Linked DNA regions of Homo sapiens: regions 2 and 3 are each linked to region 1. The links are chromatin contacts, found by Hi-C or POLR2A ChIA-PET in ENCODE. All regions are on one chromosome and are shown on one strand. The core of a region is the stretch at or near the end of the contact, and the rest is flanking DNA. Distances in the headings are between cores, read along the strand shown.

Evidence for each region. Hi-C counts contacts between places; a loop is a spot of excess contacts on that map. ChIA-PET counts read pairs that join two places held with the same protein, here RNA polymerase II (POLR2A). Pooled maps may share reads with other maps.
Region 2: a loop to region 1 is called in a map with no recorded cell type, with 6 times the contacts of the local background. The contact joins the enhancer-like site here to the promoter of LINC01348 in region 1. A Hi-C loop is called at or near these places in 2 of 37 single-sample maps with no recorded cell type and 1 of 50 pooled maps.
Region 3: a map with no recorded cell type shows a loop between it and region 1 (5-fold over the local background). The contact joins the enhancer-like site here to the promoter of LINC01348 in region 1. A Hi-C loop is called at or near these places in 1 of 37 single-sample maps with no recorded cell type and 2 of 50 pooled maps. POLR2A ChIA-PET finds 5 or more read pairs at or near these places in 1 of 52 experiments (activated CD4-positive, alpha-beta T cell).

What each region holds. Positions count from the first base shown.
Region 1 is chr1:235,068,535-235,071,632 of GRCh38, forward strand. It overlaps LINC01348 (long intergenic non-protein coding RNA 1348), which reads right to left and starts at 1,284. Exons shown (of 4, transcript NR_027454.2): 1 at 870-1,284.
Region 2 is chr1:233,672,491-233,675,254 of GRCh38, forward strand. KCNK1 (potassium two pore domain channel subfamily K member 1) reads left to right here. Exons shown (of 3, transcript NM_002245.4): 3 at 1-24. Among named protein-coding and RNA genes, the nearest start is that of MIR4427, 50 kb to the left of the region's middle. Within about 2 kb of position 1,366, at least 4 of the 41 ENCODE cell types and tissues checked have a DNase peak (open chromatin) inside an H3K27ac peak, as active enhancers do.
Region 3 is chr1:233,598,004-233,601,094 of GRCh38, forward strand. No RefSeq gene overlaps it. Among named protein-coding and RNA genes, the nearest start is that of KCNK1, 15 kb to the right of the region's middle. Within about 2 kb of position 1,842, at least 2 of the 41 ENCODE cell types and tissues checked have a DNase peak (open chromatin) inside an H3K27ac peak, as active enhancers do.

The sequences.
Region 1 (3,098 bases), core at 34-2,533:
ACACCTGACCTCTGGGTCAGTCCCTGTTTACTCATCCGCACAACCCACTCATTTATCAGATAATGACCCAGCCCTTGGATGTGACTCCTGCTCGGCCCCAGGAGGAGTGGGCAGTGTGTCAGGGAGACCTCCCTCAAGGGGCTCGCAGGCTGCCCCGCACTGGCGATGGCACCCAGGAGGACCTTTGCATGGTATCTACTCATATAAAACATGCCCCTCCTGACCCCCGCCTCCTCTTCATTTATTTCCTTGCATTTATTCATTCATTCAAAGGATAGATATTGGGTTCCCCTGGTGCCAGGCTCCACAAAAACTTTTCAGGGGAGCGAGGTCCAGTGGCTCACACCTGTAATCCCAGTGACACTAGAGGCTGAGGCAGAGGAATCCCTTGAGTCCAGGAGTTCAAGACCAACCTGGGCAATATAGTGAGACCCCACGTCTACAAAAAAAAAAATTGAGACAGGGTCTTACTCTGTTGCCAGGCTGGAATGCAGTGGTACGATCTCAGCTCATTGCAGACTCAATCTCCTGGGCTCAAGTGATCCTCCCACCTCAGCCTCCACAGTGGCTGGCACTGCAGGTTCACACTACCACGTCCAGCTAATTGTTGTATTAAAACAATTTTTTTAAATTAGCCAAGCATGGTGATGCACACCTGTAGTCTTAGTTACTCAGGAGGCTGAAGCAGGAGGATCACTTAAGTCCAGAAGTTTGAGGCTGCAGTGAGCTATGATTGTGCCACTGCACTCCAGCCTGAGCGACAGAGCAAGACTCTGACTCTAAAATAAATAAATAAATCAGAATAGAAAAGTGTGGAGGATGTAATGGTGAACCAAAGCTGGCATGATTCCATCTCCCACATAACTTACCTTTCAGTAAGAGAAGACATCAGAAGCAAGCAAGCGAATAAATAAGCCAGATAGGTTCTGTGAATAAGAAGGGCCTCGGAGAACATCAAGACTGGGAGAGGGGCTTAGTCCTCTCTGAGGAAGGGACGCAGGCCTTAGGGATGAAGGGCAAGCACATTTCAAGCTCGGTCCCCTGAGGAGGGGAGCCCAAAAGGAAGCCGTGATGGGGGGTTCGAGCTGCCGGTGTGAAATGGAAGGCTCAGCCAGACGAGGCATGTCCTCGCTCATCAGACACAGGCACGCTCTGGCCCAGAGCAGGATGGCCTCGGGCCTGGCCTCCACCCATGGGGCTTCCTCCTCTGAGGCAGAGAACTTTGAAAAGAAGTCACCCACGTGGCTTGCTTCTAACTCTCCCAGAAAGGCAGCAAATGTGGCTTGTTATACTAGGGAGAGAGGCCGTCTCGGTGAGGACACTCTGGTGGCTCACGATTGGCCTGATTTCCTCAGATGACGCTGGATGGTCAGAGGCCGCTGACCCTCCAGTCCCTGTCCCCTAGGGACCCCGGCCAGCGTCAGTGGCCGGTCAGCTCCTGCCAACGCCTCCTGGAAACTGCACCGTTGCCCCACTCGTGGGTAAGACCCCATGTAGTCCTTGAGCTCTTTTTCTCAGGAGGGGCTGATGCATGCACGGCCAGGGCCCTGGGCCTGGCTGCCCAGCTCATCCTCGCTTCCAGAAACTCCCCTTCTCCCTGCTGCATGGGACTGGTGCCAGGCTGCATCGTGGTTTGGCTTGGGAGCAGCGTGCCTCCCTCCTGAACGTCGCAGCTCCGTGTGCTTCCCGAGGTGACGAATGACCTTGATTCACATTGGTGAAGTAATGGCTTTCCTCCTCAACCTTCTCATCCATTAGTCACGTTGCAACACGGCCCTGCATGGCACAGAATGCATTCCCAGGAGCCAGCTCAGGGAATTGCAAACACCTGCCAGGCTCGGCTTACCAAACTCACAGTCACACAGTCAGCCCAGGTGCCCGGAACTGCCTTGGCCCGCTGCCACCAAAGGCCCCACAGCAGGGACTTGGGAAAGTCTGAGAGCAAAGGCCAAGGACTGGAGCTTAGGTCCAGGTCTCCCCTTGCTCCGTAACTTTGGGCAAATGACTTAACCTCTCTTAGCTTCTGCATCTATACATCGCCAATAACGCTACGAGCACTGGGGAAAAGCAAATGAGAAAGTGGCTGCAGAAGTATTTTGTAAGCTGTTATAAAGCACCAGACAAATGACAGTGGTTCAGTCCCATGGAAAAACTGGTCACAATGGGTGACCGCTGGGTCATTACCCAAGGAGTTTTTTGTTTGTTTGTTTGTTTGTTTGTTTGTTTCTTGAGACAGGGTCTTGCTCTGTCACCCAGGCTGGAGTGCAGTGGCACAATCACGGTTCACTGAAGCCTCAACCTCCTGGGCTCAGGTGATCCTCCCACCTCAGCCTCCTGAGGAGCTGGGACTGCAGGTGCATACCACCACACCTGGCTAATAATTTTATTTTTTGTACTTGATCTTAGCTAAAAGGCTGAGAAGTGATATAATTTTATCTTTTGTAGAGATGGGGTCTTACTGTGCTGCCCAGGCTGGTCTCAAATGGCTGGGCTCAAGGGATCCTCCTGCCTCAACCTTCCAAAGTGCTGGGATCACAGGCATAAGTCACCAAGCCCAGACACCTAAAGATGGCTCATTTCTATGAGGAATAGAAATGATGTCCCTGAATCCATTTCTGGGACATGGAAAGACATAACACAATGTTTCTAGTACAGGTTGAATATGCTTCTCATTTAAATACCTAGGGGGCTAGGCACAGTGGCTCATGCCTGTAATCCCAGCAATTTGGGAGGCCCAGGCAGGAGGATCACTTGGGGCCAGGAGTTCAAGACCAGCCTGGGCAACAGGGCAAAACCCTGTCTCTACTAAAAATACAAAAATTAGCCGGGCGTAGTGGCGCATATCTGTAATCCCAGCTACTCAGGTGGTTGAGGCACAAGAATCACTTGAACCCAGGAGATGGCGGTTGCAGTGAGTCGAGATCACACCACTGCACTCCAGCCTGGGTAACGGTGCAAGACTCCATCTCAAAAAATAATAAACAGCTTGGGAATCACAGTGTTTTGGAGTTTGCATTTTTTTGGATTTTGGAATATTTGCATAATATGCTTATCAGTTGAGCATCCCAAATCCAAAAATCCAAAATCCGTAATGCTCC
Region 2 (2,764 bases), core at 116-2,615, 1.4 Mb before region 1:
AATAAAAATCACAGCTGGTTGTAATCTTATGCTTTCATATATCAGAAGTGTGCCTCTATGTAGAATATATATACATATGTGTGTGTATATACATATATATATGTATGTATATATATACATATGTATATATATATATATGTGTGTATATATATATATATATATACGTATATATATATATATAGTCCTTCATAGAAAACATAAAGGTCACATTTAGATGACGTACACAGGATACTATTATATTAAGGATTTTAGAAAAGAAAATGAGAAAGCCCCTGTGTGATAATGAATGTCCACTGACCCCCGCAATGGAGCCTTACCTCCCATGGGTGGCTGCCCAGGAGTTGGTGGTTGAGGGGCTGGTAAAAATCAGTGCAAAATCAGCGCCCTCTGATGAGCCAGCCAAGCACTTTGATCGCGGGCCAGTCTCCTGACAGTGGGTCACTCGCTCAGTAACCTTCTACCTTCTGTACCATGTGCTGCCATGAGTAAATTATTACCAACTGCAGGGCAAAGGGAAAGCATCCCCTTACCCTTCGGAAGATTTGCTGAAAAATCAACTCACAAAAAGGCAGATTAATGAGAAAAGGCATACACATTTATTAACTACCATGCACACAGAAAGAATTACAGAGTGATTGTCCAATATCTCAATAGGGGTTCACATGCTTAAATATCTTACTGATTAGAGGACAGGGAGATGGAAAAATATAGGTGATTTTAGAGGGATAGTATATGATTTTTAGAGGAATCCAAGTGTGCTGCCCCGTAAGCATATTTCCTCCCTGCTGACCATGTCCCTGCAATAGAAGACTGCTGTCATGAGGCCAGATCATTGGTTAAGGGTAGAATAGAGAATCCTTGGAGAATAGAGGCATGCATCCTGCCATAACTGGATCTGCAACATTTCCGATGGTCACAAGCCTTGGTGTGGAGCAGAGTCCTGAGATGCTCATCAATATAAATCACAGAAGCTGGATTACACTTGGAGAGTGTTATTCTATTTTATGCAATGCAGGAAAAAATAATGGCTAGTTTGCTACAGCTGCTTGGCTCTAACATGAGAGGGAAGTTCAAAGTCCAGAAAATGAGGAAGTACGTGAAGAAAAACTTCTGAATCAGATGTGATTAATAAGTAATAGAGTGTAGTACTTAATTTTAGGAACTCGTTTGAATCCGCAGAGAACACATTAAACCTTAATGCCCTTCAGATTGTTGTTAATGTGAAGGGCAAAGTAGAAAAGTAGGAGCAAGTTTTGCCTCGGCCCCCACCCTAGCAGGCAGGAAAGTAAGGGAGGATGTCTTCCCCAGGGTTTCTTTTTGTCTTTGGCCGATGATGCTGCCCTTTGGTCCCCAGGGAGAAGCGAGCTTGGTCACCCAGGAGGAGCTCTGGGTCAGCCTCTCAGAGAACAGAAATTCGGCTTGCTGCAGGCATGACAAGGAGGTGGAAGATGAACAGTGTAGCTAAGCCAGAACTGACCTTGGGAACCCTTTAGTTGGAGGCGAGAGAGTGGGAAGTTGGAGGTAAAAGTGACTACTAGAGAATTCTGGGTGATGAGTACAAGCTGAACTCACTTGCTTAGCTTGAGCCTTCAAGATTGAGTTCCTAAGATGCCTGCGGAATGCCCTCAGGGTAGAACAGCAGCAGAAAGCCTTATCATTCCAGGACATGGTCCTGTGCGTGAACTTAAATGTGACACGTGTCTGGTAGGGATGTTGATTTCAAAGTAGCAGATACACTCCACGTGAGGAGAGAACACAGAGTATCTCAGAGTGGGAGTTCCTAAGCTCTCAGAAATCCAAGGGAAGAGAGACCAAGGGGTGGGAGTAGTCTCTAAATGAATCATGTAAAAGATTCCCAGGACAGATAAAGTTTAGCCCAGATCACTCCATTTATGACACTGGTTTCTTTCTATAGTAGTCATGCCACCAAGATATTTTGAAAGTATTTGTTCAAAAGTTGAAGAAGACAAGTGGGAGAAAAAAGAAACATTTTCTGAAGACAGAAATTTGGTCTGACTTCAAAAAAAATCGAGTAATGTTTAGATTACTGACATGGGGTCACTTTTTTTTTTACCTGAGAAAAAAATCACACTCATACTTTCTCCAAACCAGCTTTATGGGCCTTTTGGAAAATGAATGAGGAGATATTTACAAATCTGGAGACCTCAAGATAACGGAAATAGGCAATGCAAAACCTTCTTAACTCTTTAAAGTACACTGACCTCTTACTAAAAACAGCTATTTGTTTCAAAGAAGAAAAGTTTTAAATTGGCAGAAGCACATGTTGGAGAATTAGAACAGTATTATCTGTCTCTTATTCAGAATTCAGTGAGAGCAGAGCCTCCTGATTGTCTGGCATAATACATTTATTTTGGTATTTGTTGTTGTTAAAGCCTCCATGCTGGGAAGAGCTGTGATAAATACTGATATCCTCAATTTAGGAAGGCAGTCCCTTTAGGATGTAGTTTCAGCAATGTATATATGGCAAATTTAGAAACAAAAGTTTCTTAGCAACTTATAGTTGAAATTGAAATGAGACAGTATACCATTTACTTTATTTGACTATGCCAAGTAACTTTTTAAATCTGTCTCTGTAGCATGTTTGAGATTTTCCTATTGTGACTTTTTTTTTTATTTTGCAAGGGTCTTACATTGTGGAAATTTGGTGCATCAAAGCCTTTTGTGTGAGGCAAGATGTAAAATTGCTGAAGTCAATTTTCCTAACATCTCTCTTATCTAATATGTACTGTCAGGCAAACTCAGC
Region 3 (3,091 bases), core at 592-3,091, 1.5 Mb before region 1:
GATTTAAGAATTTCTTGGGCAGGTTTTTAGGTCTCTTAATTGTTTTCTCCCTTCTCTCTGGATGACAGGTTTCCTCTAGGAAATGAGCTGTGGAGTGTGATCTAGATGTGGAGAGGAATGTCAGCCAAAGGATCAAGAGTCCAGGTGCAGGCTGGGCACGTTGGCTCACACCTGTAATCCCAGCACTTTGGAAGGCCGAGGCAGGCATATCACCTGAGGTCAGGAGTTCGAGACCAGCCTGGCCAACATGGTGAAACCCCCGTCTCTACTAAAAATACAAAAGTTAGCCGGGCATGGTGATGCACCTGTAATACTAGCTCCTGAGGAGGCTTAGGCAGGAGAATTGCTTGAACCTAGGAGGCTGAGGTTGCAGTGAGCCTAGATCATGCCATTGCACTCCAGCCTGGGAGACAAGAGAGAAACTCCATCTCAAAAAAAAAAAAGAGTCCAGGTGCAGATCTTTGATGTGTGTTTGTATGAGCCTTACAGATTACCTATCTTGAAAAAAGAATAAAAAATTGAGAAGGAGAACTGAAGATATTTTTCAGGTAGCATAGAGGAGTGAGTATCAAAGAATGAGCTTTAACTGTCTTATATTTTAGATAAACATTACTTTGAACCATGTAATTGCAGGTAGACCATCATCCTACCTACAAAAACAACAATATCATGAGTCAGGTGAATACTGTAAAATACAAAATACTTACTAAAAAGCCCAATAAAGATTTGGGGTCATTACAAGTTGATCACAATGTATATGCTGCATCCCTAATTGACATCTGTTTTGCTTTAAGGGATGAACACTTTGGGTATTTTTACTTCTTATAATTCTGGCCAAGTATGTTTAGATAAGATTGAAAACAACCATGAAAACCTTCCTTCTTCCCAGATCTCCAAACATGTTAAGTGCCAAGTTCATTCTAAGAGTTGCTCATTCAGGAAGTTTCTGACTTTTTAAAATCTGGATTGAAAAGGCAGTTACTCTCTCAGAATGATAAAAATCTTAGAAGCACTGGCTGAGGCCCATCAACTCCTATTTTTCAGAGACAACTGTCACCTTAAACAGATTTTAAACGTACTCATTGTTTCCAGCGCAGCCACCACACTTTATCATTCTCGTGATTGATTATCTGTCGCTGTCATCTGCATTCATGTGGTTTTCAGAAAAGAACAAATATATTTCTCAGTGATTTAAAAGTCCTTGAGAGATGACAAAGTAATAGTAACAGGAAGCTATTATTACTAAACTCTTAGGTTTCATTTTTAAATATATCACACAACGGCATCATAATCGTTTTGCATGTTTCAGAGTAACTCTGTCAGTATGTGCTGTGACTTTGCAGTTCAAAGGACAGGCCCTTCGTGACAACCAAAGAGCATTGAACTAAAGATGCCCTTGAAAAACGATTTCCCAAAGTCTGAGTTTACTCATCTGTGGAAATTGAATAATGCTGCCTGGCCTGCTTAGTTATTGTAATGAAATTACAATAATGAATTTGTCTAATGAATTATTTCATGGAAATGATCTACAAACTTTAAAGCATGAAATAAAAGTGAAGTCATTTAAGAAAAAAGGCAAAGAGAAAAGTGAAAGTATTTAAAAGAAAAATAAGTGCTCTGAAATTAAGTGACTGGGACATCTAGAATGAAAATTTCTAGTGTGCAGCCTGCATTAAGGGAATAGTAACAAAGACCAGCCAAGGTTGGTGTTTGGTTTACGGTGACATTATTCCTGAAGTTGAAAATGACCCTGTTCTTGCATCCAGTGGGGCCTGGGGGAAGACTAGGTGAGGGGGTAGAGGACACCGGATGGGTTAGCAGAAGACACTGCCTGCTAGCCAGGTGGACCGTGGCCAGGGCCACTCAACCTTGAGCCTCAGCTGCACTTCATTCAAGCTACCACAGTTGACTTTGAAACCTCGAGACCAGTTCATTCTGTGCGGCAGCATTTCTCTGTCTTGCTCACCTTGCAAAATGTAAACTCTCCATGTATCCTTCCTCTCCTCTGCTCCCACCTGCAGTTTCTTCTGGGCTTCCTGTAACTAGAGTTCCCATGGCTCCTCTCCTATGAAAAGTTTTCCATGTACCCTCTGGGACCCTTTAGTCAAATCCATTTCACCTACTTCTGCACCTACGCCTACACAGAATACCTTCTACCTCTTTGCCTTCCTGAAGCTCGGTTGTCCTGGAATAGTCCTGGCATCCCTTGGAGGAGGATGCTAATTTGACTACCCCTCAGGGCTGCAGATGGGATTCGCATCCTTCTAAAGTCCCTGAATCAATTTTCAAACAATTGCCCTTCCTTTCTTCAGTAAAAGGACCCTCAATTGGCCAGGCACTTCTGACCGCAGTATTTCTTCTTTCAGCCACTGTCTCTATCATCCACTAACCTCCCACTCATTCTTGAGACCCTGAAGATTTCTGCTCTTGCCATGTTGGCTTCCTCTCTCCCGGTCCAGGCTTCGTCATGCATCTTCAACGTGGATAAACAGAACACTAGACTTGCAGCCCCTCTAGTGACTTTCTTCCCTCCACTTTGGCAATAGCTAACTGCTAGAGATGGCCATAACCCAGGACTCACCCCTCTCTTCTGAACTAAGTCTTCTCCCCTACGACTACAGCTTCCTCTCTTTTCATCTTTCATTCCCATCTGCCAACTATAACCAGTCTCCCACCACATGGAATCCAGCAGCTGTGTAATTCTTCCATTTCCTTCTGATTTATTAGCTCTTCACTGCCTTTATTTCCTTCTCTATGCAGTGTAGACACTGTGGTCCATTATTTTAACTAATCTCCTTTTAAAGAGGCCTTTCAATTCACTAGTTCCTTTACTCTTCCCCTCACCTAGCAAATCTCTATCTTCATGTCACTCAAAGAACTGACATCTGCTGCAGAAAATGGCAAAACTGGGCTGAGCACGGTGGCTCACGCCTGTAATCCCAGCACTTTGGGAGGCTGAGGCAGGCAGATCACGAGGTCATGAGTTTGAGACCAGCCTGGCCAATATGGTGAAACCTCGTATCTACTAAAAAAAAATACAAAAATTAGCCAGGCGTGGTGGTGGGTGCCTGTAGTCCCAGCTACTTGGGAA